4 separate regions of the Mus musculus genome follow, and regions 1, 2 and 3 are each linked to region 4. A link is a loop called in an ENCODE intact Hi-C map of the cell type or tissue named here. Cell type or tissue: left cerebral cortex. All regions are shown on one strand. Region 1 has its middle 110 kb from the start of Gm35697. Region 2 overlaps Rfx3 (regulatory factor X, 3 (influences HLA class II expression)). Region 3 overlaps Glis3 (GLIS family zinc finger 3). Region 4 has its middle 33 kb from the start of C030016D13Rik.

What was found. Hi-C counts contacts between places; a loop is a spot of excess contacts. Peaks named below come from ENCODE experiments on the same cell type or tissue, not always from the same donor. Only the 100,000 strongest peaks of a DNase experiment are listed, where the experiment ranks them.
Region 1: a loop joins it to region 4, with 3 times the contacts of the local background. A loop is called at or near these places in 4 of 42 quality-filtered maps.
Region 2: a loop joins it to region 4, with 2.1 times the contacts of the local background. A loop is called at or near these places in 2 of 42 quality-filtered maps.
Region 3: a loop joins it to region 4, with 5 times the contacts of the local background. A loop is called at or near these places in 2 of 42 quality-filtered maps.

What each region holds. Positions count from the first base shown.
Region 1 is chr19:27,550,668-27,558,667 of GRCm38, reverse strand. No RefSeq gene overlaps it. Among named protein-coding and RNA genes, the nearest start is that of Gm35697, 110 kb to the left of the region's middle. In left cerebral cortex, no CTCF peak of the experiment used is centred here; DNase peaks (open chromatin) are centred at 1,772, 3,629, 5,234, 5,680 and 1 more place; H3K27ac peaks cover 2,005 bases.
Region 2 is chr19:27,756,017-27,764,016 of GRCm38, reverse strand. It overlaps Rfx3 (regulatory factor X, 3 (influences HLA class II expression)), which reads left to right. Exons shown (of 17, transcript NM_011265.3): 17 at 1-2,296. Among named protein-coding and RNA genes, the nearest start is that of Gm35697, 92 kb to the right of the region's middle. In left cerebral cortex, no CTCF peak of the experiment used is centred here; a DNase peak (open chromatin) is centred at 4,473.
Region 3 is chr19:28,619,682-28,627,681 of GRCm38, reverse strand. All of the region lies in intron 2 of Glis3 (GLIS family zinc finger 3), which reads left to right. Among named protein-coding and RNA genes, the nearest start is that of D930032P07Rik, 55 kb to the left of the region's middle. In left cerebral cortex, no CTCF peak of the experiment used is centred here; a DNase peak (open chromatin) is centred at 3,791.
Region 4 is chr19:27,458,718-27,466,717 of GRCm38, reverse strand. No RefSeq gene overlaps it. Among named protein-coding and RNA genes, the nearest start is that of C030016D13Rik, 33 kb to the right of the region's middle. In left cerebral cortex, a CTCF peak has its summit at 3,857; DNase peaks (open chromatin) are centred at 527, 1,495 and 3,785.

The sequences.
Region 1 (8,000 bases), 92 kb before region 4:
AAATTCCTTTAGGTTCCCTTAGGATTCCTCATCTTAAATATGTTGATTGTCTTCTCATATATGCTTTAAAAGCCAATTATTGGAAAGTCACTTCTAATTTTTAATCCTGAATACTAAAAATGCACACCCCCTGAGATTTCCCTACGTGAATCTATCCTGACTTCACCTCTTTGGTTTCAGAATTTTTTTTTTTTTCTCCAGTAACTTCAGTGTCTCCAGTTGCTAGCTTCTATTTCTTCCTCATTCTCCCACGGGCTCCGAATGCATGAGTCACAGAATTCTGTCCAGCCTGTCAACACTTCTCATCCTTGCACTGACAACAGAGTTAAAGGGTGGCAATAAGGAATCTGTTAAGGAAACAATACCAAGCATTTGCATAGCTGAAGTTTTACACTTTAGAAAACTAGACTTAGGAAGCTCTTAGAGTAGATGACACCAGGACCATGTTATAGAACCTCAGTGTTGGATCAGGAAGCTAGAAAGTCACCTGAGAGTGAGACTGCATGGGGTGTTATAGCCCTGAACTTACACTTTCACGACCATACACAGTGAAAGTGTATGGGTTTCTTGTTGCTGATACTATTAAAACAAATCTGTAGAAATTATTAGGTGTTTAGAACAATTCAGATATATTACTTTATAGGTTAGGGGTCACAAATCTAAAACGGTCTTGCAAGGCTAAAGCATTGTTTGTGTCCTTCCTCAAGACTTTAGGGGAGAATCCATCCCCTGGAGATGTGTTGCCTTGGCTTCTGCTCTAGTTGTTACATCTCCTTCCTTGACTCAGACTCCCTGCCTTTCTGTTAGATGGATTCTTGTGGTCATGATGGATCACATTGTGATTGTGAACCCATGAGGATTGTGTAATCCCATGTATTCCCACCTCCCTGCCCCCCACTTTCAAGATCCATAGCATATTATATCTGAAAGCCCCCTTGTTATATAAGCCACCATGTAGAAGGCTTCAGTGGTTAGATTGAGACATCTTTCAAAAGCCATTATTCTGCCTTTCACACGAGATACCTAACCTTTGTCTTCATTGTCATCTGCATCAGTGAAGTGACAGATAATAGTCCCCCATAAGAGTATTTTGAATTTGGTAAGAAACAACCACATAAATAGCACCATGGTGCCTGGTATTCCCCAGCCAGTGTTATTGCCATGGTGGCCACCATCAGTGACATTGGAGCTGAGCAACATGGAGCAGGGCTTCACCAAAAATGACCTTTCAAAGATGCCCCAAGGAGGCCATTTGGAGAGTGAAGAAGAGACGAGAGAAGAGAACTGAAGCAGCAGCAAGCCTGCTTCCCTGAAGCCCTATGTTGGGGCCTTTGCCCTATGTGAGCGTTTCTAAATTAACTCACTGGGCTTCTGTATCAACATGTGCACGGTTTAAAAAAGCCAAGAGTCTGGAGACCAAGATCACCTTTTGAACTGAGACCTGGTTTCCCTAGTTGATGGCAGGCCTTAGAGATGTTAAGGACTGTGTGCTGATCTGCGGTGGTCTTTCCTCTTCTAAGGGCCTGCGTGTTCTCCAGGTTCATGTGTTGGGACTGAAGTGCCACTGTGGTGACTTGAGCAGCTCTGAGGGGGTGAAAGCATGGATGCCAGACTAGAGTCGGGGCTGAGAGACACTAGCTGAAGCCCTTCCTACACACTCCTTTTGTTCCTCCGATGTAGGAGGACAGTGACTGTCCCTCCTGCACTCTCTATACCTCATGTGAAGTAAGGACACCAGTGATACCATCTCTGAGCAATTGGCTCATACCAGAAACTTAGTGAAGGGCTTTTGTAGCTGAAACTTCTCAGCCTCCAGGACCGTAGGAGGTAGATTTTTTAATTCTATAAATGTCCCAGACTCAGGCAGTTTGTTTTAGCGGCACAGACTAAGATAACTCTCCTACAGTCTGTGTCATCTTAATAGTAAAATCTTATTTCTTGTGGATATGCTTTTCAGGGTACTTTGCAGCTTCTGAAATGTACTTACATCAGCTTCAGCCCTCTCTCTCAGCCTCTCTCTTCCACCATCTTCTTGGAGATTTCCCTCCGTGTGTTACTTTGCTGCTGAAGGGCCCCATTTAAGGGGCAGTTTGATTCTGAACATTTGAGGAAGGGAAGCAACCTGTTGGGGGAAATTCGTGGCTAATCTGAAGCATTTTCCGAGCACAACAGCTGCACATTTTAGCACAGTTGTGATTAGACCCCACGTGTTCTTGGCAAGAGCCAGAGACAGGAGGACACTCTGTCATTTCAATTCACCAGATGAACACCGGGCCACAGAGCTCTCGCCAGACCTGAAACCAAAATGTGTGGGGGTGGGTGGTTGATTGTTTGCTACTAATAGCTTCTTGGAGCCCCTATCCCTAGCAACAAAAGCGTGACTCCCCAGATTTACCTCTGAGAGAGAGAGAGAGAGAGAGAGAGAGAGAGAGAGAGAGAGAGAGAGAGAGAGAGAGACTGGGGTCTCACTGGGTAGGAGGTACCAGAAAAACAAGATCTGTGAGTTCAGCTATACAAGGCTCCTCAAGTGCAAACAGCCCAGCTGTTGGAAGAGCAAAATCAGCTTAGTCAACAGGTTACTTCTCTGCACAAAAAGAAGCAATCGCTCTGAGCCTGACTTTCCCTAGAACTGATGACCCCGCCTTTGCCGTGGGCTAATGGCCTGGCCTTCATGAAGCCTCAGATTGGCGGTCAATCTTCCTCTTTCATCTCCTGGAGCCCAGGAAATGATCAGTGCCCTGGCACCTGGGTTACTTTTTAATGATCTGAAAGACCACAAGGAGCCGTCATTTCTTTTGTGCGGTTTCTCATTCAGCAACCTAATAGCTACCAAAGAGAGATTTTCTTGAAAAGAAAAACTGCCTGCTCCTCTTGGGCGCCTATGATTAAACCCTCACACTGCGCATATTACCGGACATCGGACCTGCATGAGGCCGGCTGACTGCCGGGGAGTCTTGGTATCTGCACTCTGGCTTTCCTGCCAACAAGCCGTGAAATAACGGATGAGTGTACCGAAACTTCACTGTGAATAGAGGAGAGTAACCAAGAAGTTGCTGGGGCCCAGGGGTTCCTGTGTCAGTCCTAGAGGGGAAACCAAGTTTTTCTGTAGGTTACTCTGCTTGTACTCTGATCATGGTAAAACCAACGCCACCATAAATACCACAATGGGGTGGAGACCTATTGTCCATCTCCCCTAGCAGTCACTGACAATCGCAACTTACAGCAACCAAAGACAGAAGGAAGCAGAATAACTTTTTTTCTCATTTCCATAGCTCTTAAAAGAAATACAACGTTAAAATATCTGTAATGCAGAGTATTTTTAAAAAGGCAACTTTGTAATGGTTACAGTGCAGGCAGGCATTGATGGCATTGATGGCATTGATGGCAGGATGGTAGTCAACTCTGTATGCACAGTCAACTCTGGGCCGTGTAGTGCAAGCGATGGTTTAGAGCTGTTCTATCAGGACACAGAAACTATTTACTTGGGAAATTTTAGGTGTATAGCTATGTTCACACTCTATGTTTGTTAGAAGCAGGCCCAAGTTAAAGTATAAGATGCTACCACTTGCCCACAGATAGCTAACATGTTTGAGACTGACAGCCAGCGAGTAGGCAGGCGCTGAGCCAGCGTGCCCTCCCACTGCTGGTAGAAATGGAAAATGAAAAGATAGAACTCTCCAACAGCTTCTTAAAGTTCAGCATAAGCTTTCCCCAAGACCCACCAACTCTACAGGATTCAGTAAGAGAAAAGGAAAGAGATACCCAGAACAGGAGTCCTGCCTGAGATCTGGGAGACAATGGAGATAGCCCTCAGCAACTGAAATGATAAGTCAGATATAGGGAATCTAGACACCGGAATGTTGGTGAGCCATGGGAGCGAGCAAACTACTCACATACGCAACAGTACCAAGACCCACTGTGTTGGCAGACGACGCCCTAGGTGTGTGCTTTAGTTGTTTTTCCATTGCTGTAATAGAACACCGTGACCAAGGCAACTTACAGAAGAAAGAGTTTATTTGGCCTTGAGGTTCCCAAGGCTTAGAGTCCGTGATTGTGGTGTGGAGGCACGGTAGCAAGCACAGGGAGCCGAAAGCTCACATCTTACACTACAAGCACATAGCAGAGAGAACAAACTGAACATAAATAAGACTTGAAGCTCCTCGGTGATATAATTCCTCCAGCAAGGTTACCCCCCTCCTAAACTTCCCCAAGCGGTGCAACCAAGTGCTCAAATGTCTGAGACTGCAGGGGACATTTCTCATTTAAGCCACCAGAGTATGCTTTAATGTAAAATTCGAAATCAAGCAAAACTATTGTAGTGTAAACAAAAGTTCAGTAGTTTCTTGTTGGGGGTGTGGCAGATGGAGACAGCTGCAAATAAAATCATGAAGGGAAGTTAAGAGTGATAGTTTCTGCATCTTGGCTGTGTTGGCAACATGGATACATGCGTTGATTAAGACACATCAGACTAAATGCTTAGACTCAGATTTCTTCCCTGCATGTATAGGATGCCTTGATAATATGATTTAAAAATGAATAAACGTTTAGTCAGAACTGTCTAAAGAGATATGTGCAACAATATTAAAGAAGAAAGGAATGAAGGAACGAAGGAAGGAGGGAGGGAAGGAGAAAGCAAGGAAAAAAGGAAGGAAGGAAGAAAGGAAGGAAGGAAAGAAGGAAGGGAAGGGAAGGGAAGGGAAGGGAAGGGAAGGGAAGGGAAGGGAAGGGAAGGGAAGGGAAGGGCAGATGTGTGTGTGGGGGGGTACACTTTTAATCCCAGCACTTGGAGGCAGACACATGTGGATCTCTGTGAGTTCAAAGCAAGCCTGGTATACAAAGGGAGTTCCAGCCAAGGCTACAGAATAAAACCCTGTTTCAAAAGAGAAAATAAAGAAAGAGAGAGAGAGAGAAAGAAAGAAAAAAGAAGGAAGAAAGGAAGGAAAGAAGGAAGGAAGGAAGGAAGGAAGGAAGGAAGGAAGGAAGGAAGGAAGGAAGGAAGGAAGGAAGGAAAAGATGAAGACGAAAGAAACAATTTATCCCGGATCTGTGTTTTTAAACTAGAGGCACACAAAACGCACGTTGTAACGTGAGGTGAAACACTGATCTGATGTTTGTGGATGACCTGCTTCAGAGATCTAGCGTGACAAGTTTCTCTTGAAGCTTGGCAATGACAGCTGCTGCAGCTAGAAGCAAGCCTTACGGTATATACATTCAAATGGAAGAAACCCAAAATGTGTTGAGCCAAACACATCATGATACGCAGTCTGAAACTCAGCCATCATCACGTAACGTCCTTGAGACGCAGCTGATGTGTTGTTTCCCCTGAGACCAGTCAGCAGATCTTACAAACTAATCCTAAATCCTTACATTCTTTGCTCCCCCCTCCCCCCCCCCCCCCCCCACGCCAGAAGCAGGCTTAAATTTTTTAAAATTCTTCTTTTGGAAGACTTTGGAACAAGCTAAAAAAATTATGTTACCAAGTTTAAAAATTCTTGCAGATATGAGATTTTTTTTAATATCATCTTCAGCAACAAAATCACATAATGAAATACCACAAAGAACCACTTTGAAAATGTTCTTTCCACGGCAAGACTCCCTGTTGAAAGATAGCTCTTCTCCTGTTCATTACTAAAAGTCATCATTATCTTAGAAGAGAAAAATTAAGTTTATTCTTTCTAAAATACCTCCTGAGTAGAACAGCTCTGACAGCTACTTGTCATCACAGGAAATTTTAGCGAAATGTGGCTCTGCCTTGAACGAGAAAGTCTCAGAATTGATGTGTAAGTGAAGAAGCTCTTGTAAGTCCTCCATGATGAAGAAACCCAAAAAGGCCCACAGTTGAACAGACTCTCAAGGACAAATCCATGCTACGACCAGGTACTATAAACAATGTGCTACCACTTAAAGACATTCCTTGTTGTTGTTGTTGTTATTGTAAAATCCACATAACAAAAAGTTTACCATCTTCACCCTATGTGCGTGCACAGTTCAGTGCTAAGTATATTCATATTATTTTACAACCATCGTCACTGTCTGTAGAAGTCTTTCCTTCTTGCAAAATGGAAATTCCATACTCATTAAATAACAATTCCCTGTTTCTGATGGCCTGCAATCAAAGCAACTACCATTCTACTTTGTGTCTCTATAATTTTCATTTCTCTAGGTGTCTCCTATAAAGGAAACACACAATTTTTTGGGTCCTTGAGCTTGCTTGCTTGCTTGATTGATTGATTACACATAGCATGATATGCTTAAGACGCATTCATTTTGAAGTAAATGCCACAACTCCCTTATTAATATTCCATGTTTACCCACAGTTTGCTTCTCTGTTCATGTGTTGATGGATACTTGTTGAGACTTACAGTTCATAGGCTTAGTTCACTATCGCCGTAATGGGAAGCATGGTGATATTCAGGCAGATATAGTGATGGAGAGGTAACTGAGAGTTCTACATTTTGGCAGAGAAGCAGGAAGAGAGAGCCACTGGGCCCAGATGGAGCTTCTGAAATCCCAAACCCCATTGTCAGTTAAGCACTTCCTCCAACAAGGCCACACCTCCCAATAGTGTCACTCCCTATAAGCCTATGGAGGTTTCATTCAAATCGCACCCCTCCACTTTATTAGCACCTGAACTCTACTGTGCTCTCCCCTTATTAAGGAATATTAAGCATATTTTAAAAACCGAAATTTCTCTCTCATATTTTTGGACAGTGACAATTTCAAAATGAAGTAGCTGGCATGTTCGGTTGCCTGGTAGGGTTTGTATCCTTTAGAAAAGAAGACATCCTCATATGATAAAGGTTGAAAGACCAGCTCATCTAATGGCTCTTTAAGCCCCTTTTGTAGAGCTTTTAATTCCACTCGTGAAAGAAGTACCTTGAGGACTTAATAAACCTCTCAATACTGTTGCAATGGTAACATCTGAGTCAGAACATATATTCCAACAGTGTCAGGTTGTTTCTACATTGAACTATTACAGGTTGAATATTCCATATTCAGGATGCTTAGAGGCACCCCCCCCTTCAGGACTTTTTTTTTCTTTTTGATTTACGTAGACTCAGCTGGATGAATATGTGTAACATGGAGCTCTAGAGTCAGGAATATTTCAAAATCCCAAACTTGAAGGATTGTAGGAAAGTCTTGGAGTTTGGAGATTTATTTTATGTGCATGACTATTCTGACTACATACATGTCTGTGCCATTTGCATACCTGCTGTTTGCATGTCAGAAGAGGGTGTCAGGTCCCCTGGAACTGCAATTATGAATGGAGGTAAACTTTGTCTCTGAGACGAAAGGATGGACCATGTAGAGACTGCCATATCCGGGGATCCATCCCATAATCAGCATCCAAACGCTGACACCATTGCATACACTAGCAAGATTTTGCTGAAAGGACCCAGATATGGCTGTCTCTTGTGAGACTATGCCGGGGCCTGGCAAACACAGAAGTGGATGCTCACAGTCAGCTATTGGATGGATCACAGGGTCCCCAATGGAGGAGCTAGAGAAAGTACCCAAGGAGCTGAAGGGATCTGCAACCCTATAGGTGGAACAATAATATGAACTAACCAGTACCCCTGGAGCTCTTGTCTCTAGCTGCATATGAATCAGAAGATGGCCTGGTCGGCCATCAGTGGAAAGAGAGGCCCAATGGTCGTGCAAACTTTATATGCCTCAGTACAGGAGAATGCCAGGGCCAAGAAGTGGGAGTGGGTGGGTAGGGGAGTGGGTGGGGGAGCGTGTGGGGGACTTTTGGGATAGCATTGGAAATGTAAATGAAATAAATACCCCCTCACCCAAAAAGAATGGAGGTAAGCTACCATGTGGGTGCTTGAGAATCAAAGCTGGGTCCCCAGCAAGAACAACCTGTGCTCCTCATTGCTGAATCATCTCTCTACCTGCTAGAGACTTTTTAGAGTGTATATACTCAGTCTGTGTCAGTAATGCTACTGTAAACACAGGGGCGTGATCCATTTTGAGATATTTCTTTCAAAGTTTTG
Region 2 (8,000 bases), 300 kb before region 4:
GTAAGTGTACTGTTTACAGAAGATAAAATCAACTTTTCTAGCATCACATGACTCTCTAGAAAAGGAGGACGCATACATGGGCCTATGCTGGCCTATGTAGTAACTGATTTCTGCACACTGGAGGTACCTGTTTGCCTTTAAAAGGTATGATAAAATAAAGGGTTATGTTTTGTCTTTTTTCCCAAAACAAAAGATCTCATTTATTTAGCTTTAGAAAGTACAAATGAAGCCTTAGAAGGAGTGAGTTCCACTACACACAGCTGGACTCTGAGGTACTTAGGCTCTTTGGAGTTGCATCTATCATGAAATATTGTTTGGAAATCATGCGGGGCATAATTTTATCTATGCTCCAGAACATTAATACTTTGTCATAAGATATAGAGAGGCAGAGTGGCGAGCAAGACACTCACTTGCTCTAAGCTCTTCTGCCAGGAGATGCTGTGACTACTGCTTCAGCTATCTCTGAATGTCATTCTGCTTACAACATTTGCTGATTTCTTTGAGGGAATTTCTGGACAGTTGATCTGGTCCTCCCCTATGTGACAGAACACGGAGCAGTGTTGTGCTCAGATACGTCCACACTGCCCTCGCTGAGCACAGACAGGAGCATGACCTACTCCGCGGCGTCTGCCAACATCCATAGCATAGTGCAAGTGTCCGTACGTTGCTTTCTAGGCAGTTGAGGAAGTCAGACCATGCAAATTACTCATGTGTTAACATGCAAATTACTCATGTGTTGACATGCAATACTCAAAGGGTTTTACTTTAGCTCTCTCCTTTTGACTCTTCACGATGAGTTACTGTAAATGCTTCTCAGTTTGCATGCCTTGCCCATTGCTGCTAGTGATTTTATGTGCCAGTAGACCTGAGTTTAGTTTACCAATTTTACTTAAATAGTAAAAGCCACTTACAAAGTGACTGCCTAGGGTTGATTCTCCTTTTGTTTAAAGGGATTGGTGATACGTCGTCGTTCTAAAAGAAATGTTTGGTCTCTTCTATTTGGTTCTGATGTTTGAATCTTTTCCCCCTCTTTCCTTTGTTCTTTTTATTTTTTCTTTCTTTCCTTCTCTCTTTCTTTCTTTCTTTCTTTCTTTCCTTCTTTCTTTCTTTCTTTCTTTCTTTCTTTCTTTCTAAATAAAGTATGATGTTGGGATTGGAAGCCCTGAGTAATGAAATATTTGGTAAGGATCATTTCATGTAGCTCAATAATCATGACAGCAAACCTCTGTGAGAAGGTTGATTCTGGGGAGGAAAGCAAAACTACAAAAACTCTGATTGACTTTTGATGACCAAGTAAATTTTCCTTGAATAAATTAGCATTTCTGAACAAATGGTTGCCTTGCTTTATCCTACATACACAATTTTATAGGACCCAATGAGGAAGGTATTAAATTGTATTCGTTTGAAAAGCATCTTTTGTACCAAAGCAAATTCTTTTCCCTGCTCATCTCCATCATCGATTTGGACCTTTGGTGGCGACCAATGAGTCGGTTCCAGAAACTTAAGTGAGTGCCTTGAGAACGCTTGGGAACTGTGCCTGAGGTGGTAAACTCTTAATTAGGTTAACTGTAGCGCTTACCAATCAGTAACTACACTATCACTCAGGGCTTTCGTACCTTCTAGGTAAAACTCCTTTCATTGTGGTTTTTTTTTTTTTTTAATACTGTATTTTTTTTTAAGTGCCATCATTTAAAATTCACTTAGTAAGTGGCAGATTACATTATTCAGTCCCACAAGCACACAAACATAGTAACACTAGGAGATATTTGAGCATTTATTTTACAATCGACTGAATATATAATGTAAATGAGGTAAGTAACTTTTGTAGAGATTGTATGTGTGAGATAATGTAATGTTCTTTTCCAGTTTTTGGACTACAGTTGAATAAACTTTTTAATTATTTAAAAACATCTTTGCCGAATAACATGTGATGGGTTTTTTGTATAATGTATTTGATTTTGTAAATACGTATTTCCTGATGTGATTTTTGTGAGAAACGCTAAATCTTTTAGTATACCATGTCCTCTGAAGATTGGCAGGAGCTAAATACTAGTTTGTGGGCGATTTGTATTGTGTACTGTACAATAACTGGGGAACTTTTATAATTATAAAAATATATATTAACTTTTAGTGTGTTGTTTAAACAAATGACTGGAACATACTAAAGATATTAGTAGGATTTTTTCTGAATATTTCAGACTTGAACTCAGGCTAGCTTTCTTGTGTTTTTCAAAACAAAAAATGGTGTCTTGTCTTTTAAAAATCAATAAATTTGTTTCCTTGTTACAAACATTTGAAATGGCTTGGATTTTTTTGGGTTTTGTTTTGTTTTGTTTTGTTTTGTTTTGTTTTTCCTCTCCTCAAATTGTTGTCAGGAGGCTTATATTACACCATCTCCTCTAGGAGGGTACACTCTGTGTCATTCATTAGCTTAGAAACAAAATTAAGTTGTTTTCCTTCTTTGTGTCAAATGAAATTGCAATATTTACACATGAACAGCACAAAAAGAGAAAACAAAATTATAAGCCCAGCAGGGTACAAATCTTACCCTCAAAGAAAATGAGTGACTGAGTGCCACTTGATTTCAGGGGCTGTCAACATTTCTATTGTAAATCCAGATTTCTGGGTGTTCATAATGTGTTTGTTTTATGTCTTTTCACATTGATATTCTGCATACAAGTTCTTTGTTTAAATTGAAAGAGCTTATTAAAATTCATTTTAGTGCACTTAGGAAGATACCCTGCCCATTTTCCCTTTGGATATGTACAGAAATTTTTGCTTGGGTGTACATTTGTGAGAGTGATGAGCAAAAATGATGTAGTCACTGCCACAAGAAAGATTAAAATTACTATTTTTTAAACCTTTCTGACATTTAGGATTTTCTTTTCAGATCGTAGTATCTGCAGTCTTCTAGAATGTGGAATAGCCAACTTTGAGGATCTGCTTTAAAAGGAACTGAAATAAAAAGCAGAGAGTATCATTTGGGGAATCTCAGCATGGTCCTTGGTACCACAGTGTCTAGTCAAGGGTAAAATGATGACCTCATAGTCCATAGCATATCTGTTCTCTCTCTCTCTCTCTCTCTCTCTCTCTCTCTCTCTCTCTCTGTGTATGTGTGTGTGTGTGTGTGTGTGTGTGTGTGTGTGTGTGTGTGCGTGCGCACAAGCACGCATGAATGTATGCATGCATGTCTATGAGTTTGTGAGTTCATGTACACGCCACAGCACACATATAGAGGTGTGGAGGTCAAAGACTTCAGCTGTCAGTCCTATCATTCCACTTTGTTTGAGGCAATGTCTCTTCTTCACCATCGTGTATGCCAAGCTACATGGCCAACAAACTTGAGAGGAATTTTTTCTCTCACTGGGTCATTAACAGCTTCCCTTTGTATGCACAGAAAGATCTTGTGTCATGAAGCTGCCAGGTGGCCCACTGAAAAGCCGCTGCCGTACCACGATCTTGGCACTCGTTTCTCCCTTTAGTAGGGTGGTCCTCTCAAGTTTAGCAGTAGCTTTTGCCGTCTCAGCCTCAGAGAGCGATGCCTGTGCTATGGAGCTCCTGCTGAGTTCCTTGCGTGCTCCTATGGCCCCTTCATACATGGAGCATTGAAAAAGTACCCAGGCAACTGATGTGATCATCACCCATGATCCCTGCGTGTCTAACTCTTCCCTGCAGGAGACCCCTTCTGGGGTAACCACTGATGTGATAGAAAGGCAGCTCACACTCCTTGTCCCTCTGAGAGAACCTAGACCATATTTTCCTACCAAGCTCTTGTCACCCATCGGACAATCTTGTTTTCCTCAAATCCAGGACTGCTTAGTCACTGGTCTCTTACTTGCAGTGCAGTCTCCATGTAAGGAAGAAAAGGAGATGAAACTTGAAGCCCTGACCCCTTGGGAGAATCCCTTATACCACCCTTTCACCAGGCCACATCTGAGTCAGGAGCTGTAAAGCCAAATGTCTGACTCCAGCTGAGCCTAGCCTAAATTGCTGACTCAAAGAATAATGAAGGCGAAGCAGCTCATTCCCCCTCACGTTTCTAAATTCATGGGGTAAGCGTTGATCTGAGGCCCACCTCTGACTCCCCGCTGGACAGTATTTGCTGGGTATGTGCCAGTTGCTTCACCCGTGGCTGCTGTGCTTGGTGTGTCTTTAGGACTAGCCGTGCGTTAGCAATCCTGTAAAATGGGCTTCTCATTTCCAGGTACAAAGATAACTAGATTGGAGCCCAGTCAACTTACCTGGGGCCGATTACGTTGTGCTAACAAAATCTGTCTTTGTTCTTAATTTCCTTTTAATATCATCAAAAGACCTCTTGATGGCAACACTCGTTCACACACGCACTTGAAATTTCCAGGAGGTAAAATTATTCCCCCTAGATGCACAGATGCTTGTGAGATTGTCTTTTCTTTATGCATTCAAAAAATAGCCACGGACTCTCCAAGAGTTTCTTTTAAAACTTCCAGATACTCCGACAACATTTGGGGATAGTGTGTCTCCGCTGCTTTCTGCAGACTATTTTTAGAGTCGGCTCATCTGTCTTTGCAATTGTCTTTGCCTCGACACTCAGATTGCACCTCACAAAACACACAGCTTTCTTAGCAGTTCCGTACTATAAGGCTCTGTATTACTGGGCCATGGGACAGTGTGATAAGCTTATTCACAGAAAGAATAGAAGTATTATTTGTGTGCAAGGAGGGCACAGTTATTTATGCTTAGGGTTCTTTTTTTCATTTATTGTCAGAAATTTTTAAATAGCCATACCAGAAGATCTCACAGTAAATCTGCCTCTGTAAATTGTGGATCTCTGATATTTAATGAAAAATCAGATGCTCTGGCAATACCGACCTATTGGCAGATCCTGAAATCAAGACAACTGGATTTGAGCCTCCACGCTGTTATTAGATGCCATTGCTTCATCTCCTTATCCTGGCGCCTGCCTCACCCTGGAGGTTTGAGCTCCTTCCTCATGTTCTGTGGATGTCTGTGTAGCACTTGTTGCTACATGTGATATGTTCTCTCTACAGCCAACAAGGACTGAAAAGCGGTCCTCACTGTGGGAGAGCAGGAACATGCTCTCCTTCGTGCCTGTCACAGATACAGGCAATGGGATGGGATGAGAAAGAGTCTGTCTGTGTTGTGTGCTTTAAGCTGTACTGTCCTCCAGGGTGCTGGCATCCACCAGCAGAATGAAGAGGTGAATGTAGTCTTTTCTGTTCATAAGCATCCGTTGTTTGGGAGAAGACCATCCTACCACTGGGCACCTAAGTTTCAGTCTAGCATTTGAAATCATCACCTCCTGATACTTCCTTTCAGTTCTCATCAGGATTTCCTATCTAAAGGCAGGAATATAGGACAATTCTAAGGACTAGCTCTCCCATAACTAAGACGACCTTGCAGAAGGACACCTCCTGAGGGTAGGTAGCATCCTGAAGGGAATTGTCGTGGATGAGTCCATGATTACTCCAGTCGCTCACATTCTGTGTACCCCAGCTAGCTGCGCTGTAGTGATGATTGACAGAGAGGTACAATTTAGAGTTTTCCACAAGACTGGTGATCATGTCTGACAATTCTTCACTTACACCTGTGATCAAAGAGAAAGAAGAAGAGGCACCTTGTTAATGCCTTATTGTTGTTTCATTAAAGGAAGAAAGCAGGTGTCAGTATTACATAAGACAGTTAGCAGCTTTCTCATGAGGACAAAGGTCTCAAGGAGGAGGCTCCTGTCTCCAGAGTGGGCGATTTTTTTTTCTAATTCGGTCTTTTCAGACAAGGTCTAAAAAAAATATAGGAAGGACCGTGTCCTTCTGTTGTTATGGAAGAGTATAGAGGTGTCAACGTGCTTGATTTCTTTTTTTTTTTTTTTTTTTACAAAGAAAATATGTACTTTTTATTATAGTAAAGTTTTAGGGAATTTCTGGTAGTCAAGCATTTAATTATAATGGTCTAATGTTTTAAGATCTTTACATATTCTTTTTTTTTTTTCCATTTTTTATTAGGTATTTAGCTCATTTACATTTCCAATGCTATACCAAAAGTCCCCCTTACCCACCCACCCCCACTCCCCTACCCACCCACTCCCCCCCTTTGGCCCTGGCGTTCCCCTGTACCGGGGCACACAAAGTCTGCGTGTCCAATGGGCCTCTCTTTCCAGTGATGGCCGACTAGGCCATCTTTTGATACATATGCAGCTAGAGTCAAGAGCTCAGGGGTACTGGTTAGTTCATAATGTTGTTCCACCTATAGGGTTGAAGATCCCTTTAGCTCCTTGGATACTTTCTCTAGCTCCTCCATTGGGAGCCCTGTGATCCATCCATTAGCTGACTGTGAGCATCCACTTCTGTGTTTGCTAGGCCCCGGCATAGTCTCACAAGAGACAGCTACATCTGGGTCCTTTCGATAAAATCTTGCTAGTGTATGCAATGGTGTCAGCATTTGGAAGCTGATTATGGGGTGGATCCCTGGATATGGCAGTCTCTACATGGTCCATCCTTTCATCTCAGCTCCATACTTTGTTTCTGTAACTCCTTCCATGGGTGTTTTGTTCCCACTTCTAAGGAGGGGCATAGTGTCCACACTTCAGTCTTCATTTTTCTTGAGTTTCATGTGTTTAGGAAATTGTATCTTATATCGTGGGTATCCTAGGTTTTGGGCTAGTATCCACTTATCAGTGAGTACATATTGTGTGAGTTCCTTTGTGATTGTGTTACCTCACTCAGGATGATGCTCTCCAGGTCCATCCATTTGGCTAGGAATTTCATAAATTCATTCTTTTTAATAGCTGAGTAGTACTCCATTGTGTAGATGTACCACATTTTCTGTATCCATTCCTCTGTTGAGGGGCATCTGGGTTCTTTCCAGTTTCTGGCTATTATAAATAAGGCTGCTATGAACATAGTGGAGCATGTGTCCTTCTTATCAGTTGGGGCATCTTCTGGATATATGCCCAGGAGAGGTATTGCTGGATCCTCCGGTAGTACTATGTCCAATTTTCTGAGGAACCGCCAGACTGATTTCCAGAGTGGTTGTACAAGCCTGCAATCCCACCAACAATGGAGGAGTGTTCCTCTTTCTCCACATCCTCGCCAGCATCTGCTGTCACCTGAATTTTTGATCTTAGCCATTCTCACTGGTGTGAGGTGGAATCTCAGGGTTGTTTTGATTTGCATTTCCCTGATGATTAAGGATGTTGAACATTTTTTCAGGTGCTTCTCTGCCATTCGGTATTCCTCAGGTGAGAATTCTTTGTTCAGTTCTGAGCCCCATTTTTTAAGGGGGTTATTTGATTTTCTGAGGTCCACCTTCTTGAGTTCTTTATATATGTTGGATATTAGTCCCCTATCTGATTTAGGATAGGTAAAGATCCTTTCCCAGTCTGTTGGTGGTCTTTTTGTCTTATAGACAGTGTCTTTTGCCTTGCAGAAACTTTGGAGTTTCATTAGGTCCCATTTGTCAATTCTCGATCTTACAGCACAAGCCATTGCTGTTCTGTTCAGGAATTTTTCCCCTGTGCCCATATCTTCAAGACTTTTCCCCACTTTCTCCTCTATAAGTTTCAGTGTCTCTGGTTTTATGTGAAGTTCCTTGATCCACTTAGATTTGACCTTAGTACAAGGAGATAAGTATGGATCGATTCGCATTCTTCTACATGATAACAACCAGTTGTGCCAGCACCAATTGTTGAAAATGCTGTCTTTCTTCCACTGGATGGTTTTGGCTCCCTTGTCGAAGATCAAGTGACCATAGGTGTGTGGGTTCATTTCTGGGTCTTCAATTCTATTCCATTGGTCCACTTGTCTGTCTCTATACCAGTACCATGCAGTTTTTACCACAATTGCTCTGTAGTAAAGCTTTAGGTCAGGCATGGTGATTCCACCAGAGGTTCTTTTATCCTTGAGAAGAGTTTTTGCTATCCTCGGTTTTTTGTTATTCCAGATGAATTTGCAAATTGCTCCTTCTAATTCATTGAAGAATTGAGTTGGAATTTTAATGGGGATTGC
Region 3 (8,000 bases), 1.2 Mb before region 4:
TTGGCTTTCACCCGGTGTCACGCCTTGAGTTGGTCTTGTGATTTTTCCTGTGGATTTCTGTCTTCACGGGGCCTTTGATCCTACAAGAGTCCCAGGTATCTCTGCTGTGTAGCATTGTGCTAAAACCTCTGATTCTTTCTTTGTGTGCCAAGTACCTGGCTCTTAGATTTAGTGACTCCTTCAAGTATCAAGCTAATTATTTAGTCGGTGGTCAGAATCTCAGGAACAGAACCAAACACCACAGCTGTGTACTGAATTGTGAGCATCTGAGTGTGTATGCGTGCTCAAGGGCACGCCCGAGTAGTGATCAGAGGACAACCTTGAGTGTTGGTCCTCATCTTCGACTTTGTTTGAGAGAGTTTCTCTGGTGGTTACTGCTTCTTAGCCGAGCATAGATGGTCTGCAGACCTCCAGTGACATCTCTGTCATGACACCGAGATGTCATATATTCATACTACTGCAGCCAGCTTTCCCATGGGGTCTTTGGATCTGAACTCAGGTCATTGGGCTTATGCATCACTTTAGCTTTGAGCTCACTGTGTAGCCAAAGCCAGCCTTGCACTCATGAGACCTCTCCTGCTTTAGCATCCCAAGGTCGAGGCTTACCAGCATTGGGCAACACATCTGGCCTTGTCTCACATTATACATTGTGTTACGGTAGTGGTGCAGCGGCACTTATTACAGGCCATGGAATCCTGGAGTTGTGGCGCTTGCGGTGTGAATGAGAAATACCCCTCACAGGCTTAAGTTTTTCTGTGTGGAGAGGTTTGGGAGGTGTGACCTTGCTGAAGGAAGACCCTCTCTGTGGTCAGGCTTTAAGAGTTTTACGACCTCACTGTAGATCCAATTCCTTCTGCTTGTGATGGAGAATGAGATCATTTAGCTTACTGTTCTGTCTGTCATGCCTGCTTGCGTCTATGCTTCTCCCAGTGATGGGCTTATCTGGCACAAAGCCTGAATAAGCCTTTCCTCCTGTAAATGGTCTTGCGTTGGGTATTTTATCACAGCAACAGTCTTGATACCCTGAGTAGTTCTTCTAATTTTTCGTTCAAGGTTATCATTTTAGATTTAACTTTTCAAAACTTTTGTAGCATAACATGACCTGGTTGATTCAGCCGTGCATTTCTGGAACTGAGGAAGGAAACCCACCCTAGTAAGGATTACCTAATTACCTAATTAACTAATAGAAGGTGGAAGGGTAAAACAGGCATTAGGCTGCCAGCTGCTGGAGACAAGGAAGGGAGACTGCATACTCCAGTGCCACACCCTTTGAGCAAGCTGAGGGACCATCTGCAGTGACACCTGCTCCTGTCTAATTTGTCCACTTGAGACTGCATCTTGCACTTCCATTCCAAGGATCGGCCTCATTTCAACTTCTAGCGCTAGCTCATCCATACATGTGTCTGGGAAGGTGCACATCTTTCAAAGACGGATCATTCTGATACCCCGTAAAACCAGAGGGGTTAATTTTTCCAGGAATGGATTTCACACTAACCAACAGTAGTAGTTACCACTTAATGAGGGCGCTGCCTGAGCATGGTTCTTTACCCATTGGCCTTGTGGTCTTCAATAACTCAAGGTAAATCCTGTAACTCCTACCCCATATTACAGCAGAGGAAATCAAGACTTAGGGATGGTGAGTGGCTCGCACTGGTTGCACAGGTGAGACGTGGATAGATTAAGGAGAACGGGCTCTCCCCTCCATATTCTACTGCCTTCAAACTTTGAAATACTGCTCTACGTCAGAGGGGAGCATGCAAGCATACAGTTCCTTTATCTGGACTCCTGCTTAGCATTTTAGGAGAGGCCTCTCCCTGTCAGTGTAGACAGGTTGCTTCTGACCTCGATGGTCCAGCCTGGCAGTGTAGACGGGTTGTTTCTGACCTCGGTGGTCCAGCCTGGCAGAGCCCCCGTCAGTCTTCTCTGGGGAAGGTGCTGATGTTCCTCTGCCTGCACTTTGTTTGCTTTCTGGTTTTTGTTTCTGTTTAGTCAGCACGGTGGTTGTGATGATGAGATGCTGAGCACTGGGCGCGCAGTTGTTAAAAAGACACACGTGGACCTATCACCCTGGAATTTTATAGACTGCAAGCTTAATGTGAAAATGAAAAATATTAACTGAGCTAAAGTTTCATTTATTTCTGTCCATTATTGTCAAGATACTGGGAAACAGAAATTAACTTGAGTATTTATTGGCGAGCATGTTGAACAAAGACACTTACATGAATATATTGTTTCATGGGTAGGAATTACTAATTCAAACCAGTAAATGTTTGAAATTGATTAAAGGGAAATACTCAGATTCTTGAATAATGATTCAAATATGCTGAAACCTAATATCTACATAGTACATGTTTTGAGTTGCTAGACGACATTGAAAGGATGATCCAAGGTAGGTGACACTAGCAAAGACTCTTGCAGCCATAGGGTGTTGAGGTGGGGGATTTGTGGCTTTTCTCAGACCCTCTTCCTTGTTTTATCCCAAAGAAATTAAAACTCAAAGAAATGGCGCACGCAGCCTCTCACCCCCCCCCCCCCATTGCTGACTCGGAAAATGAATAGACCGGTTTACTCAAGGTCTCAAGGGTTCAAATTGTGAACATTTCTCCCTTTCATATATTAGCAATGTCAATGACTTGAAAATTAATGTGATTTGAGCTTCATATTTCTTTCCCTTAGATGTGGTTGAAGTGCTATGAGTTCATCACGAATGAGGAGTTAAGTCTTCTCTTGAGCCTGCCTTGTGAATTTCATTCTCTCCTACCAAATGACCTCACTAGAGCCAGTGACTCAAAAGGCAGGTTTGCTCTGGGTGACCACTCTAGAGGACCACATTAAAGTGCCCATGCTCTTTGTTTGTGCAGGAACGAGTTTTCTCAGCTCCATCACTGGATTCCAATGGGGGGAAATAAATTACTCATGCATGTTCTAATGACTAAAAAATTTTCCAGTGTCCTGGCTGTCTAGTTCTCATGGTGTAGAGGTTCCATGACCAAACAGTAATTGTTAACACTTTTGACTAGCTGGATGATATTATTTAGAAAGTCAAGTGAATGAAACATTTGAGTCATTGGTTCTAGGCCAGGATTTCAAAGGATATGCTCTGTGAGATCACTTTTAGTAGTTGTGGGAGACATGCTAGATTTGAAGGACTTTCCCCGCCCTCCATCTTGCCTGAATAACTTAATAACTTAGCCTTGTGGGCAAGGTACTTTTAACCTAACTGAGCCTTGTTTTTCTCCTCTGTGCCGAAGAAGGTAGCCATGGTGATGCCTGCTGTAATTATCTCTTACGGCTGCTGAGAAAAATCAACTGTGATTACCAAATCTGAAAGCCAGAAGGATGCTATGCAGAGTCATGTGAGTGCTAGGGTTAAAAGACGTCGTAGTAACAGTGATGCTCAAAATGACATTTTTGATCTGAATTTTGGCTAGAATTCTGTATGTGGGAATATTAAACGGGTACTAGATGCTTTTGTGTGTCAGTTATAGTGACAGAGTTGAAACTGCAAGTTGTTAAAGTTGAATTTTGCTGCTTGATGTTAATGTCAACAAAGGAAAGCAGCGTGGAGTCCTGTTTTTGTTTATAAAAGGGTTAAACAGTAGATTCAGAAAGAGAATAAATGATGAAAAATCAAACAGGTAATAAGAACGTGGGCTGAGAGAAAGCAGGGTGAGATAAGGGGTGAGGTTAGGACTCAGGGTGCATCTTGTTGTGACCCCGTTTCTTGTGTTAGCGCTGAGTCAGAGCTTTGGCTGCAAGCCTTGCTGGATCCACAGCCATGAGGCAGGAGAACGTCGGCCATGTGAGTCATGGTCCCCATGAAGTTAGCTAGTCCAGCAAAACTGCAGCGAGACGGTGAGTTTTCCCAGGCAGTTCTCATCAAGAACAACACATGGAGGACAGTATCCTACAAGGATCCTGGGGGGGGGGGGGGGGCGGCGGTGAAGGCAGGCAGTTTTCCAGGCTTTTACTGGTGGGATTGCCAGAAGAAAAATTATAATTTTTGTTTAAATTCCCTATTTGAGAGTTTGTGGGTTTTTTCCCTTTATTTTAATTATGGCTGAAGGCATACATACCATTAGATTTAGAAACCAGAACCCCTTTTCAGTATTGTTTCCCACATCAGGACACCTTAGAGATACTGAGCAGAAGCCCGGGGCTACTTGCTGAGTGTGTGGATCTGAGGGGAAGCAGCTTGCTGGGAGCCAGTGCTGGGGAGCAGCACAGAGCCTGGTCCCAATATAACTACCAGTTGGCACTTGCCACACATTTCTAATTGTGAGTTTAGAGTTTACTGTGCTGTGGGTGTTTTTGTTTTTGTTTTTGTTTTTTGGTTTTTGGTTTTTTTGTCTGTGGAAGTGTAGAAAGCTATTGAATGTGATGCTGCCCTCCCCATATTATTTGCTGTTTGTTTGTTTCCTTTTTCACTGTGGAAGCTATCGGAAAGCCTACAGCAATGGCTCAGAAATCTGCAGAGTGCAGATCTTCACACATAAGACTTCCAGCATTCATAATTAGACTGCCTGCTCTGCCCCTCTCATTAAGTATCACTAGCACCCAGAATGAGACAACGTAGAAAAGCATCCATATTTTAAGCCAATTTAAATAACACCGAACCTTTCTTTTTAGGAAAAGATGGAATTTCTAAGCATTCACAAGGAAGCCTGTGGGAGTTCTTGTGGCTTGCTTCTTCTGTTGTACACTTGCTTGTTCACGCTCATAGAAAGTGGCTTCTGTTGTAACAGGTGCTCGAGAAGTTCCTGTGATGTGTTCAAGACTGATTCAATATATATTCTTCATCAGTACCTTAGAATAAACAGGTGGCCAAGAGCCAGAGAAGATGGCTCCCAAAGGTCTCTCTGGAGAGAGGTGGGAGCCATGTGTGATATCATTTTGTGTGCTTGAGGGACTTTTAACGTGGGGCAGTGGATTGTATTAGACACAACAAGAGTCAGAAGACATGCATCCATTTCAGTTAAATTACTTGTTAAAAATGGGTACAAGTTTTGGGTCTTGGTACCCCAACGTGGACGTAATAAGCTGGTCCCTGCTGGCGGTGGAAAGGCCCAGTGGGCAGTATAAGCATGAAATTCATTTTCTAGTATTTTCAAGACCTGTAGCATTAAGATCTTGTCTCAAGGCAACTTTCTATGGATAAGGTTGGCACTTGTGGACTGGAGGTATCAGAGCTATAAATGCACAGGAAGTGAGTGATCTTTACCTTTCCTGGAGAGATCCCAGCCCACCTCTGAAGGAGCAGGATTTCCTTCCAGTTCCCTAAGGAATGACAGCTGGTAGAGTCAACCTGGGGCTGCCCCAGATGATGGTCTCAGCAGAGGCGAGTCCTTCACTCACCTCCTGCCCAGCAAACACCTCGTGAAGGGAACAGGATGCCCTGTGTGGAACACTGCCACTTTTATTTAATCTTGTTGTCAGCACTTGGTGTCTTTTCTCTCAAACGCATGCACTTTCTAAGCTAGCTTGTTCCGATATCAAGCATACACCACGCTTGGAAAAACTCAAGTTGCTTGCCCGTAGTTAAAATATAACAAATACCCATGGACTTGGTATTTCCTAGACCTGGTCTGGTGATGCGTCTGTTCGTTCCTCCTTTTAAGGTAGCACAGTTCTTTGCCCTTCATGTCCAAAATCTTTCCAACTGAACAGTGCTCTGTGCATGGACCTGACGTTAGATAGTTACTGGGATATTTGACACCTTTGCCAAGTTCTGGCCCAAGGACAAAGCAGAGTCATGGCTAGGTCTGTTTATGCTTTTTTTTTTTTTTTTGGTAGGTGAAGAATGTTAAATGATTCATAAAAGAAACTACCAGGTAAACACAGGGGCAGGGAAAGTGTGGGCCTGTTCTGAGCATCTCATTTGTGCCTGTCCATTTTCCAGGGCCTCTGATGAGTCAGTGCTGGACTTTCTGGAAGAACTGAGTCATGAGCAATTGGACACACGGAAGAGGGAGGTAGACTAGTGTTCCGTTGGGGGTTACAAGTCAGAGGGCTGCAATCAGAAGAAACAAGGAAGACTTTCTTCTTTCTGCAGAAGAGCTGTGGCCCATGATGGCTGATGTTTATGTAGCACTAGAAGCTGCATACACACATACATACATTTCCAAGTGTATTCAAATGTCACATATATCAGTGCACTGACCTTAGGGAGAGCACAGGTAGGGAGACAGAGGAGCCTGGAGTTGACGCTGGCAACATTAATGATCCAAGGACATCTGGAAGCTCCTTGGGGACTTGGGCAAAGCTCCAACTCTGCCCTCCCATGAACACAACAGTTTTCCCTCTTTCCCGCTCTGGTTCTGTTTATAGGCAGCTTATATATGAGCCTGGCATGTACTTCCAAGCTGTGTACATGAAATAGAACTTGAACTTGCCAATGGGGAGCATAAAATATTCTCGAATTTGTCATACAGTTGGGTAACCCATATCCCCAAAGAATTGTTGAATGGGAAATTGAGGTATTGTGGTCCTGGGTTCTTACATAACAAGGAGGCGAGCTGTGACCTTACCCCTGTTATGGGCTCTGTCTGTGTGGGGAGGTTTTTCTAGGTGAATTCTGGAGTTCCTTTCTAGAGACCTCAGAGGTGGTATCTGCTATTGGGAGTCTTGTGTGTAAGAACTGACGACTTGCTCCCTGGTTCACCAGCTTGGCCTTTTCATCCTTGACTGGCACATAGATTGCTAGTCTCAACTATTTCTGCCCCTGAAATTTCTATTCTGTTCTCACCCTCATCTCTCACATCTGAGCACAGGCAAATATTTTTTTTTTTTTTTTTTTTTACATTCCCTGGGCTGGTGATTCTTTCTTCAGACATTCTTTGATAATAAAAGAAAGTTGTGAAAAAATGTAGATACCTGAATTAATATAGACAAATTTCAAAGCATTTTATCTAACTGATCTTTCTATTCCTATTCATCTAAAGAGAATGGGAGAAAAATAATTTCCATGTTTTTCAAGGGTCTTGTACTATACATGTGTTTTCCACATGCTTGGGAGTTTAAGAAAATGCCAAATAAAAATATTTCTTTGCGGGAACCCCCACCACGCCCTTCTTATCTTGTAAAACATTTTATAGCAAAGGTACAAAATAACAAATGGTCCGGCTAGGGTGGGATAGCACGCGCCTGAGCTTGCATTTGAAGGTGGAGCAGAAGTTCAGGGCTCTCCTCAGCTTCGAACTGAGTTTGAGACAAGCTTGGGCTACACGGTCTCAAAATATGTAAAAAAAACCCAAAACTTAAAAGGTTTTCTATATGCTTGTAACCCAGATTTTCTGAATTTTAACATTTTTTTGCTTGATTTTTGCCTTATTATTCTCCCTCTTTGTTCATGAAAAATGTCAAGTGGTTTGACCTACATGTATACGGTTTTCTCTCAATCATTTGAGGATAAGTGGTAGACATGTTGTTTCAATACTTTGAAATACTTCAGTGCACATTCCTTGTTAGAGAAGAAAGAAACCCTTTTCCACTCTTCTCTTCTTTGTGCTCTAGGATCCAGCTCAGCCCCACGTTTCTCTAGTCTCCTTTAATCAAGGACAGTGTCTCAGCGCTTTTCTCCTTGTTAGCCTTTGGTGGCCTCGCAGCACCGAGAGCACTCAGCAGTGTGCTGGTCCAGTCACTGAGTCAGTGGTTTCCCCTGCAGAGGCCCAGGCTCTGCACTGTGGGCAGATGTGCTCCAGAAACGATGGTTGTTAGTGCTCCAGACCAGGAAGCAGTGATTTGTCCCGTGTTGGTGATGTTCACCTCCATCCTTCGGTTAAGAAAGCTGGGGCCATATTTCTCCACTATAAACTTAATAAATGTTTTGTGTCTACTAACTCATAAGTGATTAATAAAATGTGAACATATAGATTATTTAATATTTAGCCATCATCAAACTTTTGCCCTCTGTCTTTTGCACTCAGTATTTTCCAATTCTGTCCTCCCTTCTAAATTTATTAGTTTTATTCCAAATTCTAACTTTGCAGGTTTTTTTTTTT
Region 4 (8,000 bases):
AGACACTCTCCTAACAAGAGGCACAGGCCTCTTGAACATAAACCAGTTGTAATATCTTCTCTTAAAAAAAAATAGATTCCAGCTTTTTAAATGACCATCAGATATCCCCAGTGACGTGAAGCCCATTTCCAGATGATCTCCAGCTGTCACAACAGCGCCGTGCCTGACTGGCAGAGTCGTCCCAGAGGCAAGGAGCAGGAGTTCTTCTCACATTTGACCTGACAACAGCCATTGTGATGAGAGATCAACTTGAGATCCTCAGAACAGCTACTTGTAATTACAGCAATTAATGCGCGTTCACTGCTTTGCCATTCATGAAGCGCGGTTATGAGCACTGTCATAATATATTACCGAGTGATGGCATCTCGGGAAAGAACATGGATGAACGATTTTCCTACCCAAGCTTGGAGTTCGGGAGGAAGCACACAAGTTCTTACACAGAGGGTAGCTAAGCAGACTACAATGCTAAGCATAAAGGCATACTCCATTGCCAGACTCAAAGATGATGAAAGGAAAATTTACTGAATCATGAATTTGAGATGCACACAGCATGGGAGGAAGCTCCAAGCAAACTGAAGTCCTATAATAAAGGGTTTGAAGCTAAGGGCTGCTGAGCAACTGACTGGCCAGCATGTGCTTTCTTCTGTTTTGCATATAGCATATAGGCAACAAGAAGCTTTGTGTTAGAGTCTAGCAACCAAAAGAGACCAAGCAGTGGATTTTAGTTTCTCTGCCCGGGATCTTTGCTTCCTACATTTCTGGTATTCTCTACTGCTTCTTACGTGTTCTGCTTCTTTCAATTTGAATCTAGGAAGTGCCTAGTGATTCCTAGTCCAGCATGGTTCTTCATGTGATGTTAGTCTGGGACTAACTTTTTCCTAGCTCTTGAACACTTGGTTATGAACTTGCATGATGATAACCAAATTTTTTGGAGAGTAGGAGCTCCTGGTTGTCTTTTGTCTTGATCTGGATTGCGTTGCATATTTCTATATAATGTAAAAGGCTTTAGCTTGATTACTATCATACAAACCTAAGCTGAGCAAAATCATAGTTCAATTTATCTGGTTGTCTTAGTTACTTTTCTGTAACTTTAATGTTTCCAAACCTTATTTTTAATGATGGTTCTTAAATGCTTTAACCTCCCTTGAAGCCCACCACCCACCAAAGGGAGTGGAAAAGAAAGGATACAGAGGAAGTGGACCTGTTTAGAAAGGTTCTTTGGAGCAACTCCCATCTGTGTTGTCTGGAAATCAGCAATTCAGTTCACAGGTTAGCAGGCAGTGGCAGCGCATTCTACTTGCTAACATCTCACTGAGACAGTGAGATGAGTTGAGTTCAGTAGAGTTGGGTTAGCAACAGCAGTAGCACAACCTAGCAGAGACAGCCAGGCCTCAGCATTGCCTCAAGTTAGCAGAAGGGACAAACAACAGGAACACCAGAAGTTCTTAGCTGCGCCTCTCTCAGGAACAGAGCATGCTGCACTGCTAGCTGTACCAGCAAGCCAAGCTCTCTCTTCCTCACTCCAGTGAGTCAGTCCTATTTATACTCTCTCAACATCACATGTCCTCCACATGCCTTGCCTCGGCATGGGTTTTGCCTCAGCACATGCATCCAATCAGCCCAAGTCCATGGAAGCAGATAGAAACTGCAGTACACCACCAGAAGTTTCATGGTGTGTTTTTCTCTCTATGGAGTCCTAACAAATGCAGCTCAACTATGCAATGTAAGGTGAGCCAACATATGTGTGTTGTTAACAAAGGATCCTTCATCATGTGTGCTTTCAGCAAAATACCATCCAACTGACTTTCCAAAGAACCCTTGTTTCCACTTCACTTTTCTATTGCTATTATAAGATACCATGACCAAGGCAACTTGTAGAAGGAAAAATTTATATGGGGCCATGAGCATCATGGTGGGGAGCAAGGCAGCAGGAAGGCAGGTGTATGATGGAGCAATAGCTAAGAGCTTACATCCTGATCTGCAAGGTCAGGGAGGGAAGAAGGGAGGGGGGGGGGAGGGAGGGACTGATGGACAGACAGACAGATAGACAGATACAGAGAGTGACTTCGGGTGGCTCCAGTATTTTGAAACCTCAAAGTCTGTCTTCAGTGACACACCTCCTCCAACAAGGCCACACCTCCCTAATCCTTTCCAAGAAGTTCTACCAACTGGGGACCAAGTATCCAAATACATGAGACTACAGGGGCCATTCTCATTCAAACTGCCACACTGATGGTGTTAATTTGTCAATTTTGAAAAACTATTTTCTTTCTGGTGCTTTCCCTGAAGGGTCTTGAGGGATTGGCTTACACATACCTTCACTCTTGCACACTCACTTCCAGTCCTGTGTGTTTTCCTGGAAGGCTTCAAAAACTTAACGCATGCTTATGGGACTGTGAACCCAGTTGACTCAGTAGGCTCATGTGGTTCATGAGCACGAAACCTCGAAGGGTGAAGTCATATGTGTTCTGAGGACAATCAGAGCTAAAGTCACGTTTCTCTTTGAGAATAAACATGTGACTGTGGTGGGGGAGCTAATGACCAGGTGTGAATGAGTGTGGAGTGGGGTAGGGGGATGGGCTATGTTCATGCACTATTGCCTCCCCCACCCCCATCCTCTGATTTTTCCCAGCAGATGACCATCCTCTCCAAAAACAACTTCTTGGGATTCTTTCTTCTAGAGCAGCCCTTTCAGTCTCTCCAAATACAGAGATCTTACCCATGTCAAGACGGTTGCAGCCTAAGGTCCGAAATGGAAACTGGTTTTGGTTCTTGAGCAAAGCCCAACCACTGCCAGCATTGGTAGGACATTAAATAGAAGTGAATCTTTCAGAATAAAAATCAGGACAGAACAAGAACATGGAAGTAGTGTGGGAAAGTGGCCAAGGAGAGTAACACTGGCCTAGCTTACCCAGGACATGTGCAGTTGGATTTCATTGGAAAGACTGAGTGTCCTGCCTAGAACTGCTCAAACGCTATCTTGACTTAGAGATGAGATGAGTAATTATTAATAAAGAGGACAGGAGAAGAAAATGAGTAGGGAAGGAGTTAAATTATGGAAAAACTTCAAGTGGGTTAACAGAAATAGTAAATATGTATCAGTAGCCTTTCTATTAAAGTGATTGTAAGAGTAGCTATCTACATCAATCTCTCCATGCATCCATCCCTGCATCCATCCATCCATCCATCCATCCACACATCCCTGCATCCATCCATCCATCCATCCATCCATCCATCCCTGCATCCATCCATCCATCCATCCATCCATCCATCCATCCAATCCTGCCTTTTTATAAAAGGATTTAAATTAGCTTCTAAGAGTAAGTTGTATGTAATGATATAATATAAACTACACTGGAAGGGAAACATGGAAACACAACGATGTAAGACTGCATGAAGCCAAGAATGAGGCTGGACACAGACCTTTTCTACCGCTAGACCACATGACAGTGAAGGCAGGGAGCATAAGCAGGGTGAGCATCCTGGTAAACTGGGGATGTGGTCTACAGCCACCTGCCTGTCTGGATGTGTCTAGCTTGGACGGAGCCACAGCCTGTGGGATCAGTGGAGTGGCCTCTACATAAATTCAAAAGAGTGACTGCTCATGTCTGTGAGTGTTGTGGACATTAAAATCCAAGTAGAAAGTTCGCTTCAGTTGCATAAGGAATGATAGCAGAAAGAATTTGCGTAGGTACAGGGAATAAAAACCTTGTCAGGGGTTATGAAACAGCAACATTAAGTTTTTCATAGTTAGAAAAACAGCAAAATTTCAAAACTTTATTTTGGAATTTAAAAAAAAAATAGATGCAAAAGTGTGGTGACACGGCCGCCCATGGGCTTCTCTTATCTAAGATCTCCCTCTACTGACAGTGCTTGCTTGCTTTTTTTTTTTTTTTCCTCCCCTTTGAAACTCAGCAGGAGAGTCCTTTGAAAGTGACATGCCTGTGAAATGGCTTTGAGTCCTAGCTCACATCATGGAGAAGGGCCAGGTTTGGGGAGAAAAATGCTAGGTCCGTTTGGGAATTGGGGGATTGGAGCCAAGTTCAATCACCAAGAGATACAGTGCCTGGAGATGAGATGAGAGACCTGAGACGGAGCAGTGGTGGGGGGAAAATCTCAATGAAAGTGGATGAAAGGGAGGAGAAGACGGAACATACTCTGACTTTGAGAGTCTCACAGAAAGGTCAGGCAGCCGGGCAGGAGGAAAACAGTGCAAACTCGGTCGTTCCCTGAATACCTTTTTATAGCATTTCCTACTGAGGACAATCCATCTTTGACTTCCATACCTTGTGTCTGAAAGTTCCTTTCCTTACTGTGTGGCTATTTATCATCATCGTCATTATTACTAATATTATTATTATTGACACCTGTTTCTTATTGTTTTCTTTTGAGACAGAGTCTTCCAGCAGCCCAGGCTGGCCTTGAACACACCACCCTCCTGCTTCAGCCTCCCAAGTGCTGGGATCGCAGGCAGGTACCACCAGGCCCAGATGGCACTTCTTTTTATTAGAGATTTATTCCTTTCTATGAGTCGGGATCAGCTTCCCTGCCCATTCCTGTCCCTTTCCTTCATTCTGCCATGGGCCACTTGAAAGATAGACTCTTTGTGCCTTGGCTTGGTTCGTTCCTCACAGGAATCCCATGAGACAAATACAGTCAAACAGTTAATCCCACCCCTCCAGCCCAGAGCCAAACCTCTTTCCTACCCCATTGTCTTTCTCCTTTCTCCACAGCCTCCAGCATATGAAGACGTCTGTGTTACAAGTCCTTCTCCTGCAGATCTTCAGACACTGCGCTGGCTGAGTAAGTGAGGCACATTCCTTTCTCCATCTACAAACGGGAAGGCTGAGGCTCAGAGAGATATGTGATCTGTATCAGGGAGGCCACACAGCTAATGGGGGATAGAATCTGGCTGGATAAACGAGAGCTCGCTGATGTTGAAGACTAGATGTATGCATCAATGTGATTCTGCATCTCCTGCCCAGAGACAGCATCAGACACAGAAGCCCATGGTGGTATTTACTGCATAGTTCAAATGGTAGTAATAGCTATTGGAAATTCAATAATTGTCATTAAGATACTATACGGTAAAGAAGCTAAGATTCTGTAGGCCCACGCTCCTCTCCTTGGTCTCTGCAAAGCCTCTGTAGAACCCCAACCTTTGTCAGTCCCTTGCTACTAGGGACTAGCCTTGGTTTTGTTGTTATTTTGCTGTGTGTGTTTGAGACATGTTTTTCTATGTAGCCCTGTCCTGGAACTCACTTTATAGACCACCTGGCCTTGAACTCAGAGATCTGCCTGCTTCTGCTTCCTAAATGCTGGAATTAAAGGCATGTGCCACCACTGCCCAGAAAATTTTTGTTTCTCTAAAGTGACTGTCTGTGACACAGCCTCCCTACAGCCCTTATTAGCAAACAATCCATCCATATCAGAGTTTTGTGGACCAGAAGGTTTTGTCAGTATTTCCAAGGTCCTAAAAAGTGACAGGTTTTTATTTATTATAGTTTGGTCATAATTGGCTCTCAGGAAGTGAGTTCTATAGCCTTAGATGTCAAGTGCTTTGAAGCAGTGACTATACAGATTATATACAGACTTTAACAGAAACTATGAGCCAAAGTCCCAACACAGTGCCTGTCCCACACCATATCAACTCTGAAAATTAGTTGCATACTCTGTCGATGGAAACTGAAAAACGTGTGCTCGTTCCTTCCAATTGGGGATAAGCAGAGACAATGGAGACAACTCAAGGAAAAGGGGGTTACAGGGACAAGAGAGTGAAGCGGCTGCAGGACCATGGAAATCATAAAATAAATGTTATCTCCTGTTTCTATTTTCTACAGAATGGTTCCAATTCTCTGTCTTGTGATTGGCATGGAGATTCAAGGATCTTTGAAACATCTTTTTCTGTAGCTAAGTGGGAATAGAGGAAATCAGGGAGGTCTTAAGGAAATGAAGGCAGCTACTGATGATCATGTGTAACAGGGAAGGAAAGCAGGGCACAGGGCAGCAGTTGGGGGCAGGTGAATGACTTCGAGTAGATAAATCGGTGGTCACAGAACCTCTGGCTGAGGGAGCATTGGAGAGAGCCGAGTGCCTGGGGTTAAGTGATTTTGATAATGTTCATATTGTTGAGTCTGTACTTCCTTAAGGCTTTCTGTTAATAGTAAAAGTATGGAGCATTGTGCTGTTTGCAGCCAATAGCAACGCACTGAGGGCCAGAGAGCAGGAAGTAAAATTCCGTTCACCTGCTGCCGTCTGTGGCTTCTAAGCTGCCAGACTTTCTCTATGTGCTCTCTGACTGCATGAGGTCTGGAGAAAGGGGAACATAGAGAAGATTCAGGAATGCTGGCTGTGGGTAGAACTTAGATATGTATACGGTTGAGACTGAATATCTAGATCCACTTGGCAGTGTCTCCCGAGACCCTTATTTTCAGGTTGTCTGCAGGCTGGAGGACAACCAGCCTGGGTCCTTCAGTTCACTTCTGGGATCTGGACTTCTGCCTCCCTCAGTACTATTGACTAGGTAGAACTAGCCTGAACAGGTCAGGGATAGAATGACAGGTGAACCACTGGTCATTTATTATTGATCAGAACTTCTAAGAATCGTCTGGTATGGTTACTCTCGTCGCTAATCCCCTGTGGGGACAGAGCCTGGCTATCCACTTCCTCCAGTGAAGCAGCGGGGTGTGGTGAACTGCTATGGTAAGGCAAGGTATAATATATCTGACCTTGTGTGTCCAAAGAGATTCTTAGAGTTGGTTCGGTTTTAAGACTGTGTTCCCTTTCCCTAACTTAGAAACATGCAAAGGAAAAACTGTAATAGCAGATGCTTAGACTCATGAATATGGGACTGGAAGGATGGTCAGTGGTCAAGAATACATTTATCTATTCCAAAGGACTCAGGTTCACTTCCCAGTACCCACACTAGGTGATTCACAAGCAACTGTTATCCCAGCTCTTGAGAATCCAACACCCTTTTCTTGTTTCTATGGGCATCTGTACATATATGTAACATACCCACATACAAACACACACACATACATACAAAAGAAAGAAAGAAAGAAAGAAAGAAAGAAAGATCATGCATTTATAGTTCAAAGATTTTTTTTTTTTTGCAATACACACCTGAACATCTAGTATCCTTGCTTCCTTTTTTATTTTGTTTATTTTTATTTTTTGACCTTCACAGTTTGGTACAACCCCACTTTGGTTGATTTGGCATTCCCTCTGTGGATCAACTTTCTTCTGGCTTTGGAAAAAGCTTCCATCTTTTACCAGGCACTTTTAACCTGCAGGATCTCCATTTAGCTTAATTGGCATATTTATGTATTGAGATGGGTGCCTAGAGGGCTTGGGCCACAGCATCTTTTGTATAAATCGAAAAAAATGAAATGAGCTGTTCTCACAGTGGTGTGCCCTTCAGTCATGGAGTGCGTTAAAAGGCTCATCATTTACAGGCTGCGAAAGCTCGGGGAGATCAATAGGTAGAATGCAGCCCAGGGCCATTTAGAAAAGCAAAACTTGGGCATTTTCAAGCCCAATTACTTTAGGAGCTTGGCCATTACTAATTCCCGTTAAATCCGTCCTGGGCCTCCATTTCAGTGTTAAGGAATGGCCTCAGTACAGAAGACTCTGCCTCCAAAGGCTAACCCAGGAGCCTGTCCCTGAGAGCTGGACAATATAAGCTCTTGGGAGCTGGCACTTCTGGCCAGCCCCCTCTGATCACGAGCCAAGCTGTGGACTGTCATTTTTCAAGTCGCTTCTGGAGCCCAGCATGCTTTGAAGGCAAGTGTGGGAATTGATTCTTATTAGTTTAATATAGCTATAGTTAATGGCTTATAGATTTTTATCTACTCTGGCCCAGCTCGACATGTCTATTAAGTCTCTATTAAAGTTGACAGAGGACAGAGCAGGTCATAGGAGGTGGGCAAATGCATGGCTTCCCCGCAAGCCAGACTGAGAAATGACTCCTTAACAAGAGTTCTTAGAACCTCTTGCGA